2 separate regions of the Mus musculus genome follow, and region 2 is linked to region 1. The links are chromatin loops, found by intact Hi-C in ENCODE. Cell type or tissue: heart. All regions are shown on one strand. Links, peaks and the distances in the headings refer to the core of each region. The heading gives the core; the rest is flanking DNA.

The links. Peaks named below come from ENCODE experiments on the same cell type or tissue, not always from the same donor. Only the 100,000 strongest peaks of a DNase experiment are listed, where the experiment ranks them.
Region 2: it touches region 1 in a loop (2.2-fold over the local background); 1 of 42 quality-filtered maps calls a loop at or near these places.

What each region holds. Positions count from the first base shown.
Region 1 is chr15:93,516,426-93,521,797 of GRCm38, reverse strand. The region is part of intron 1 of Prickle1 (prickle planar cell polarity protein 1); the gene reads left to right. Among named protein-coding and RNA genes, the nearest start is that of Prickle1, 77 kb to the left of the region's middle. In heart, for the core only: CTCF peaks have their summits at 2,559 and 2,762 (motif pointing left); DNase peaks (open chromatin) are centred at 1,837, 2,407, 2,737 and 3,367; H3K4me3 peaks cover 3,608 bases; H3K27ac peaks cover 4,460 bases.
Region 2 is chr15:93,697,595-93,702,966 of GRCm38, reverse strand. It overlaps Gm41387 (a long non-coding RNA gene), which reads right to left. Exons shown (of 3, transcript XR_875601.1): 2 at 4,519-4,651; 3 at 4,321-4,428. It overlaps Gm41386 (a long non-coding RNA gene), which reads left to right. Exons shown (of 7, transcript XR_875596.1): 5 at 1,172-1,283; 6 at 2,535-2,600; 7 at 5,258-5,372. Among named protein-coding and RNA genes, the nearest start is that of Gm30339, 6.2 kb to the left of the region's middle. In heart, for the core only: a CTCF peak has its summit at 2,716; DNase peaks (open chromatin) are centred at 2,706 and 4,376; H3K4me3 peaks cover 1,241 bases; H3K27ac peaks cover 2,914 bases.

The DNA.
Region 1 (5,372 bases), core at 269-5,268:
GCACACTTATTTTCCTAAATCAACCCCATCCCTAGGATAACCGCTTATGTTTAGAAATATACTAATGTACTTGGATAAGGTATGGACCTGGGAAGAACGGGTGAGAATCATATATTCACTTAACTGGGACTCACCGCCCTGGGCACAGTGCTGAGAACACGCCAGTGAACGCCAGAAGTCCTCCACAGAACAATAATAGTAAGGTGACGACTAAATAGGCACACGGTGCCAGGCCGCGCTAAGTGTTGTGAGGCCAAAGGGGAGGCTGGGGCTTTTGAGGAGTAAGTGGGGGGTGGAGGAGAAAGTGGGGGTGGAGGAGAAAGTGGGGGTGGAGGACCCTCTCTGTGGAAATGAAGAGGGAGGAAGCTAACCCTGAGAATCTCTGAGTTTCCTTTCTCAGCCCCCTAAAGTGTGATCATCAAATAACTGAATATTCTACCTAGCTGAAACAAAAGGATGCCAGCTGGGGGGGATTGCTTCCATCTGCATAAGTTCACTGTTGACAATAGCAGTGCCTTTCAGACCAGACGGAAAGGTCCGTCTCATTCAGATTGAAAGTTAGTAGGAAGTTTCTAACTGTCTCCAAACTGCTTCTTGGGCAGGAACACAATAGAGAAGTTGACAGTACCTGCTGGAAAAGTAGCAAACAGTATTTACAAGTAGCTACCTTGTAACACACCCACAGCTGGCTACATTTAATACAGATAAACCTCACCACAGGATGGATGGAGTGGGGATATTTGCGCCTCTCCACATTCAGTGTGGAGCTAACTCTCCTTTAAGAGTTCTTGTTAAAAAGGGGTCAGCCTGGCAGCATATAATCTGCATTTTACTAACATGCCGGTTTAGAGGGTGATGTAAAAGTCTGTTGGCTGGTTGTACATTTGTTCTAAGGATGCCTGTAGCCCATGTATTCTCTGAGAAAGTCAAACAGAATGAAATAGGAAATGGGGAAATTGAGACTGATATAGTGGTTTGCTCTGATAACCCCAGCACTTGGGAGGTCAGGCTAGGATAAACAGCAAATCTGAGGGCAGTGTGGCCTACGCTGTATGAAAAACCCTTGTCCAAAAATAAAATTGTAAAATTTGACCAAAGTCACGAGTTAAAGAGCAGTCTGACTCGGACACAACTCTCACTGGTGAATCTCACAGATCAACGGGGAAATGGGCTCATTAGAGGTTTTCCCACAAACTCCGGTGTTCTCAGGACAGAGGGACTTCTTGTTCTCTGGGAAGCATTTGGGAAACTTGAATCCACTTGAATTGCAAATAATGGTTTGTGATGTCTGTAGTGTTTCCCAACTACTCTAACAGAGCCAGGACCCTTTGGTCTCTGTCACTTTAAAATAAAAAAAACTAGCAACGTTAAAAAAAAAAAATCCAGCTTGTACCCTGCTTCTTCACAATGCAGCAGAGATAACAGAATTTGGCCACACAACTATTTACTTGAGGAGGGATCTATTTATGGCAACCTGTGTATTTTTAAATCGCAGTTACAATAGGCTATTGTTCTCTTATATAAATAAATATATGCTGCAAAATCACCATACGGCTTTAAAGTAGAAACTGGTGGCATTCAAGGTGCGTTTATTCCATAGCTTTTTACGGAGGATGGAGCATCTAAGTTTGTTCCTCACCCCTCTTTTGGCATCCCCCTCACCTGATCCCAACTACAGCTTGTAGCTTAGAATGTGGATTCTCCTGATTGCTAATTCCTAATGATCATTAGTAATTGTTGTTGCTTCCTGGGCTCGCTTTGAGGTCCAGTTTTTGCTTCTCCGAGCCCTTACTGCAGACAGCTGAAGCCAAATTCCTCTCTGAGAGCTCCTATAAATAGCACAGAAACAAGATTAACATGGACGTGCAGCGGGGCGTTTTCTGGTGTTTCAAGGATAGGAGGAGTTAAAACTCTTCCTAGCTTTCCCTAAGTGCATCGTGTGCCTGACTCCTTTGCTTTCGCCGTTGTTTACTGATAAAAAATAAATCTCCGGCTCTAAGCCACAGGAATTGCTTTTAAATGCAAGAAAGTCCTAAGGGGGGAGAATTCGTATGTTAATGAGCCTTTCCAAGTGAGAACTGGGTGAAACGCGCCTTTTGCTGGCATTGTTATGGGCAGCCTGGAGATGATTTGTGTAAGCTGTAGCCCCTTGGGGCTGGGGGTGTAAAGCCTTCATCGAGCTCCTCCCTAGCCCAGCGTGTGGGGCCGCGAGTTCGAGGCTCAGCACCGCCCCCTTGCACACTCGCCTGCGCCCGCGCGTGCACCTGCGGGCGGGGGAAGTTTACAGAAGCTTCCAGGGCCGTCTGCAGCGCGCTGGCCGCAGTCCTGTGCCACGGGGGATGGAGCGCGGCGGGCGGCGGAGCTCCGGCGTCTGGGTAACTTTTCTAGGAACGCCGTGCGCGGGCAAGCCCCGGTGGACACCTGCCAGAGGACGGTCAGCGTGACAGTTCCTGGAAAGCGACGGAGCGACCGCGACCGGCGGCCCCGTGCCGGAGCCGAGCTGGGGGTGGAGCGAGCGGCGGCGAACGCAAACGGTCTGTGCGCCCCGGGGACCGGGGACAGGGTCGGGCTTGGGGTCTGGGGTCACCGCCGGGTGCGCAGGCGCGCAGGCGCGCAGTGCTTGCTGGATGCGGGCACGGGGTAGGGACTGCCACCGGGTGGAAGGGACCGGACCGCGGGGACAGGAGCGCGGGGTGGGCGCTGGCCTCCGCTGTGCCACCAGGGCGTCGGGCAGACCGGGATGAGGCGCCCCCTTGCGGCCAGAGTCACCGCCGCCCGGGCGGAGGACTGAGGCTCTCCCCAGGTCTGGGTGGCCCCCGCCGTGCTCACCCCTGCTGTGTCCCTGAAGATGGTGACATCCTTCTTCCTATCCTGTCTTTAAAGGCTTGGGTTAACCCGTGTGCAGATAAAGCGGGCGGTGTGGAGTATTTTTGTTTTTTGTTTGTTTTTGTTTGTTTTTGACGACTCCAGTCTTCTCCCATACTTTCTGGAAGTGTTTTCTCGAGAAGCGCGTTCCATGAGAGCTGTAAGTTTCACAAAGGAGATGTTGTTCTGGAGCCAACAGGTGACGGGGTGAAACCCGAGTCTCTGTGTACATTGGAGTCAGGTCTGGCCGCCGTTTCCTTGGGCCGCTGCCGAAAATAGAAATTAAAAAAAAAATCAGAGAGAGATTGATGGGAACACAGTTTTGAGAAAATGTGTCTCCCACTGTGGAAAATGATGGTGTTGGTAGACACGGCTTTGCGTGATTTGTCACAGGCCACAGTACGCAAGCTTAGATCGCTCCAGAAGTGTCTCTGGCAAAGTACCATGCCTTGTCATGGAATTTCCTCCTTTTGTTAAGCGGTCTGTCCCGGAATGTACTTTTGTGAAGTTAGAATGCTGTCGAAGAGTTCCACAGACTCTCTTGGAAAAACTGCCTAGTATTTTGGCAACTGGTGGCACATAACAGCTGGGAAAATGGGGTGGAGATTTACCTGGAAAATACCCAGTGGCAAATGTCCAAATGCCACCGATTGCTGGCGTGAAGTACTTTAAAAAGGGAAGTTAGTTGCATTAGCAACCTTCCGATAAGTTTGTTAAGCTTGGTCTTCCAGCACAAATAGAGCTGACTTGGGTTATGTTAGCAGTGCCTTTTGTCTCTGTAGGCAACAGGTCTGGACTGTTCTTTCTGTGTGTTTGAAAGGGTTAATCATTGTGTGTGGCTTACTGGGAAATTCAAATCTCGACTCCAACTTTTGCTCGCTCTGGGTTCATTTTAAACTAAGGGCATAAGCAAGGAAATGTGTATATCTAATTTGTGTTTTGAGAACAGAAGTATTCGGGCTTCCATGCTACCACATTTGCCCTTGGTTACACTTATTTGACCTGTATGTTTAGCTGAATGACTAAGGACCTCGGGGTGACACCCTCAGTGAGCCAGGGTCTTGTTAACAAGTAGATTAACAAAGACGCTGTTCAAGTCTGTAGCTCAAAGGGTGGCACTTAGCAGCAGGGGACAGAAACCTAAGGAACTGCAGCCCAGTAATTTCACAGATCAGTATCAGTTCAGGTTAATTAAAGAGTCTCATAAGGATTCTACACTATCCGGGCAATCTTCACACAGCAGCCAGCGTGGAAATTTATTGGGAAGTGACCAGTGCTACGATCTTAGACTTCATAGTCACAAAAACATTGACAGATGTTTGATTGGTTTTATGTGTATGGGGACTTGGCCCGCGTGCACATGTATGTGCACCACGGGCATGCCTGGTGCCATGGATCCCCTGGAACTGGAGTTACAGACCGGTGTGACCTGCCACACGGGGTGCCGGGAATTGAACCTGGGTCCTTTGGCGAAGCAGCCCGTGCTCTTTAACTGCTGAGCCACATCTCCAGTCCCCTGACAGTTGTTTCATATTTGCATCATTTGTTACATTTGCATAAGTTGATGTGATTTGGTGAGTTGGTCCCAGAAAACGATGACTACTAGAAACCACAGCAGAGTTGACACAATTATAAGCTTCTGAGGTTCCTGTCTCCCTCCAGGCTTCCCTCCCTTTCCAGGTTGCCCCTCCCCCTCTTCAACTATACAATCGCAAGCCAATAGGATTCATTTTCCCCTTTCCTGCTACTTTGGTTTGCTTTCCTTTCCGGTGCTGGCTTCCTTGGGAACTAGGTGCCCCTCCCAGGCCTTTCTCTCATTTTTCCTGGTCATAATTTTCAATACCACTCTTCTTAGATGGCCAGGAACACCCTCTGGCATCTTTTCTCATTCCCTACAGCGCGGCTGCTTCTGGAACTTTATTTGATGTTGTTGACTTAGAAAACGCTCTAGATGGGCTGAAGAGATGGATGACTCAGCGGTTAAAAGCACTGACTGCTCTTCCAGAGGTCCTGGGTTCAACTCCCAGCAACCACATGGTGGCTCACAACCATCTGTAATGGGATCCAATGCCCTCTTCTGGTGTGTCTGAAGACAGCTACAGTGTATTCATTATATAAACAAAAAAAATGCATTTAAAAAATTTAAAAAATTTTAAAGCCGGGCATGGTGTCACACACCTTTAATCCCAGCACTCGGGAGGCAGAGGCAGGCAAATTTCTGAGTTCGAGGCCAGCCTGGTCTACAAAGTGAGTTCCAGGATAGCCAGGGCTATACAGAGAAACCCTGTCTCAAAAAAAAAAAAAAAAAGAAAGAAAAGAAAAGAAAAAAATTTTAAAAGAAAGAAAGAAAACACTTTAGAGCAGCAGTCCTCAACCTGTGGTCACAAACCCCACAGGGGTCTCATGTCAGACATTTTGTATATCAGATCTTTGTTACAATTCATAACTGTAGTAAAGTCACAGTTCTGAAGTGTCCAAATAATCTTATGGTTGAGGGTCAGCAAGGT
Region 2 (5,372 bases), core at 196-5,195, 180 kb before region 1:
GCAGTGGAGTTTCCAGACCATATGGTCATCCTACTTTTTGTTGGTTTGTTTGAGGAAGCTCCATACTGATTTCCATGGCAGCAACATTCTTTCTTTTATTTCCATCAACAATGTGGCATTATGTTTGAATGATCTTTTATAATGAAAGCTGAACACCAAGAGCTAAGTGAACTCCAAGAGTCTTCCCTCCACAGGGGCTGACAGCTTGTGCCTGGCCTTGAGGAGGACTGCAGATGTGTTTCTTGTACTAAATGGAACTGGATAGAACCCCCAGTTATGTGGGGGAAGGGCATAACTGTCCTGTCAGCAATCTAGGGTTCAACAATGTAGCAATGTAAAGTTCAAAACATTCAGACCCTAACTGTCACTATGAGTTCCTTGACCATTCCAGAATTGATAACAGTGACCTGTCGACATGGACCTGTCGACGTGGGCCTTGACTTGCTCTATACGAATGGCCTGGGTACAATGCTAAGAACACTAAACTCTCATTCTCCTTATAACCTCCCTCAGCACTGAGAGATCTCTAGTCTCCATGAGTTTCAGAGTCATGTTGGTGGCAGAGAGGTCAAAGGATTGGGGACCGTATTTATCATGAGCTACCACAGTACCAGCACATGCCATAATATGGAAAGCTAAAAAAAACGTATTCCAAGCACTGTCCCCCTCAGCTATGAAGTGTCCCACTGGATCCCGAAGGTCTGGAGATTTGTTGCGTTACTGTTTTCATACCCATAGCCTGGTGCAAGCAAGTACGTGCATGCACGCGTGCATGCATACATATGCCAGTCCCCACATATTTCACACATGCTTAACTGTACACACCCAAGGATTATAAGAGATAACAGAGAAACAGGATGTTGACACTCTGTTCAAGGCTTTCCAGACAAGAAGACTCAAGAAAAGGTAGTGACATGCTAACCCCATCCAGTTTAAACCAGAAAACCAGGGCTGGATAGGCATCTCCATATTTGCAGCAACATTCGGCTACGATGCATTTCTCTAGACCTCTAGTTCCTTGGCAGTAAAAGGAAGTCACCAGGGGTTCTCAGAAGCTTTAAGTGAGGGGTTGTGGGGTGGGGTGATGACAGAATGTTCTTGCTCTAAAAAAAAGAGTCCTACTTAGAACCACAATATATATAAAATGAAAGCTGACCTGTTTTTATTGCAGAGGCTGAACCCCACTTCCTAGCTCTTTTCTGATCAGCCAGACTATGGAGAACAGAAGCTCCTTGTACGGAATGCTCTCCAAAGCTCCTTCTGGTCTACCCCTCTCTGAATCTGTAAGTTCTATTTATTCGTAATTCATCGTCCATGCTACAGAGAATATAATACAGTGAGCACTAACTAGCTCCTGAGGGTCAGGTGGCTTCTGATAGAAGGTATTTATGTGTTCTGGGTCTTGCTGGATGAAAGACAGCTTTCAGCTCAGTTATTCTTGTACCAAAAGCAGGGAGTCCCAAACTTCCCCAAGAGAGGACAGGGGAAAGGAAGGACACCTCAGAGCACAGGAGCTAGGTCAAGGGCACCCACTACAGCAGACAGCACTCAGCATACATTATCCCTTCTCAAGTCTTTGTCCACACCACTCACACGCCCGCCATTTTCTGTGAAAGCTAAGCAAGAAGAGCCTATAGCAACAAATCCTATTTTAACCTGAATCTCCCGCTCCAGAGCCCAGAGCTCAATGCCAAGCGTCCATCTTTGCTGGTTATTTGCTTGTGCAGTCACGTGTGGAATCAAAGGTCAGCTAAGCATAACACATTAGCATAAATGGGCTCTACCAGTTTCTTGAACAAATGAAAACTCGCTCCTGGAATATCACCGAATGCTCCCTTCTGACAGCAGCCTGGACATGGAAACAATGGAGAGCTGACAATGGGTCGCTCTCTTTGTGGGAACACGTTTGAATAGAGAATTTTAAATGTAAACCATCTTCGGGTTGAAAATAGGTTCTGCATAAAATATTCATTGCTCACTCTAAAATGTATTATAAATGCAAGAGGGAATGATTTTTTTAAGTAATTGTACCCCCCCCCCCAGTTATCCATTTATATACTTAGACATACCATTTTGAAACCCCATTTAATTTAAAAAGTAAGATGTGAGTTTTTCAAGGCTGTGATGCTGGAGTGAAGGTTTTTCTACCATTTAAAACGTGCTCCGTTTGACTGCTAAGACTTTGGGAAAATGCAAATGATGTATACATTGCACTGGACTTACAGTCAAAGAGCTCAAGTAGCAATATCGTCCCAGTCACAGGAGGGAAACCCATGCAAAGACTGAAACCTCCTTCTTCCCATTGCTGCTCTGCTTGTCTCTGGAGTAAGAATTGCTAATCGCTTGCTTTGTGGAATGCCGGGCTTTGAAAGAATATCAAATAGAGGGTAGCATTAATGATTAAAAGAAAATAGGGAAATTTTGACGATGCTGCTTGGCTTTGAAGTGTAATTGCCAAGACCTCAAAAAGTAATAACTCTTACTCTAGGATGGCTCCACCAAGGCAGCTGCTCTTTCCTCTCTTTCCCCCCTAGCTGACTTCAGTTGCTTCTCTGCTGCTTCTCCAAGGATTGTGACAGAAGTTTCAAAAGGTTGCCAAGGTAGGTTTCTGGCCTGCGATTATAGATCTGCTGAGCTGCAGTAAGCTCATGGCACCGAGCTCAGGGATTGTTGGCACAATGAACAGACAGAGGCCTTGTGCCAGGTCTCCACCCTGCCGCCTGCTGGAGCAGCCTGGCCAGCTCCAGTCACCAGTAACAACATTAAACTTCCCTACGAGTCACACTTGCTATTCCCAGAGAGTCTCAAACTTATGAAATAAGTTCTCTACAAACAATCGTCGTCCTCACTCTGGTTCCCCCACAGGGAAGTTGCATGTGTCCTGTAAACAGGGCCACCGGTCTAGCTCGAGCCCAGGGACTGGGCGGGTTAATGGCACTGGGTTGAACTTAAGGCTGAGAGTTAATTCTCTCCAGCTGGCCATTTATCCTCAGGAAATGTCCTGATTCTCCATCATTATTTTCCAAATCTTAGAACAGATTATCTCTCTTGGAATCTTCGAGCTGTCAATACATGGAGGTCTTAGTGTGATTGTTTAGGAGACAATGCCAAAAAAAATTCTCTAAGTCTAGGAAATTCTCTGCTCTCTCCTCCAGCCTTGCTGGCACCGACTAGAGTCTCAGCAAATGCCATCAATCATATTTGATAACTACATGACCAACCTAAAAGCTATTTGTTTCTGGGGAGGGAGTTCATTTGATCGATTTTTAGTTTGAGGAGATTGGGAGGAGGGGGGGGGTATTTTGGTTTTTGCCAAAGTGACTGAACACATGATAAGGTTCTCAACAGTGTATGTAGATTCCTCATAAGGGACCTGCCTTCACTTGGGACAATGTTAGAGGGTTTCTGAATACTTTCTACTTCTGGTGGCTGACTTCAAGAATCCGTTAGGGGAGAACTCATGAGCCTTAAAAAGAAAAACACTAAGAAAAAAAATTTACCAGCAAACAAGTTAAGACTTCCACAGTGCCCCAAAACAAATTAAACCTTGTTACATATCAGGAAAACTTGACAGCTGCTACTCTGTAAATTTTTTTCTTTAATATTTACTATAAACAGCATTAACAGTGGGCTTCTCTTCTTTGTCTTCTGAAGGCACCTCCTGCTGTAGGCAAATGTCCTTACCCTCAGCCTGATGGTTTTTACGCTACCCTCGCTTACCGTTGTGTTGTGGACTTAGGGCTTGAGAACACAGGGAGGATGAATTTCTAGGAAACCAAGAATCAGGTCAGCAAAGTGTGCCATAGCCCTTCCCCGGGGGCCCAGAGGAGAAGCTCTGAGTTCAGCGTTTCTGCTGTGACTTCATGTGTTCTCACCAGCTTAGGTGGGTCTCTTTTTGGTATCACTCTGTCCTGCTTTGTTTTATAGAGATGCCTTTGCTTTCATTTCTTGTTTACATGTCAATTAGACATTTCGACTTGGCTCGTTTGCCACGGCTGCTTCTTCATCGTGGTTCCCAGCTATCCCCCCCCCACCCCCCCAAAGCACAGCAGCAACAGCCTCCCTAACTCTCTCCTGAGCTAAATACGGAGCAGTCAGGCGGTTTTCAGGAATACGAGAGAAACAATGTTTTTGGTCCCTTCTGAAAAAGTCCTCAGAAAAAAAAAGCCAGCATGAGGCATGTTCCTTCTCACAGAGAGGAACCTTGATTGGAAGTCCCAAGACAATTGTCAAGCTAACCAGGACAGCCTGTAGGAGAGGAAGCCGAGAGAAAGGCTGTCAGTGTGTGAGAAGGTATCTCCTCCCCACCCCACCCCCACCACCCTCCAACCCCAAAATAAACCCGGAGCTGATTAGCTGCTTTGGTCTTGGGCCAGTTGACTGCCAGCGAACAAGCTCAGGCTGAGTGTCTCTGCACGCCCTGTAGCCCTGTAGGGAGTGGGAGACTATTCACTGGGACGGTTCTTTTTTTTTTTTTTTAAAAAGACAATGTAGCCAAGAGGTAAAGTGTCAAAATACCTTCCTAAAAATAGACGCTTCTCCTGCCAAGGATAAGGGCACACACTCCAAGGCTCCAGACAGTTGTTGGAGCATCTGCTCACGTCTCACAGAAGAATATCAGTCGTGACGGGCAAGTATTTGGAGAGTCAACCTGTGACAGGAGCATATGAGTTAATTATAGTTAGCAGAGATTATTCTATATTAGTGCATCAACAAACCTGTTAGCCTGGTCTTCAGTTCTCCTATTAATGGGGGGTCTTCTCCCCCCAAACCCCGTGTTATAGTTATACCAGCATATTGAAGCTTGCCAGAAGATTTTTATAGAACAGTAAAGCCAATGCATAAAGCTGGTTGATTTTGATATCTGCTGTCTAAAGCTTTAGCAAAGCCTTGGATAACAGTCAAAGATTATGGTCATGTTTACAGTTTGGAAGCCTGAAGAGGAGGAGATGCTGTCCTATAATTTAAAAAGACTTGAAAATACTTTCCTAGCCAACTATCACACAACAGAAATCATTCTGGAATGAAGCGCTGGACTGAGTTTAGGGCAGAGATTGCCACCATGGCTTAAAAATAAGGGTAGAAGGTACACATTTGAGTTTTAAAACATGTGTGTATGTCAGCCTCTGAGAGACACACAGTGGGGCAGTTGGACAAGTCAGGATTAATTTTCATGGAAAACAAAAAAACAAAAAAGAAAAATAGCCAGAGATGGATAGATGCACAGGGGTCATTTGTCTTCCACTCTCATCCCCAGCCTACCCCACGCCCCGCCAGGCATGAAGAGAAGAGAGCTAAGGAGTTTGGTGTTGTCACATAGCCAGTTGGTGCCAAACCAGAAAACAGCCCAAGTCTATGTGACACCTCAGAAC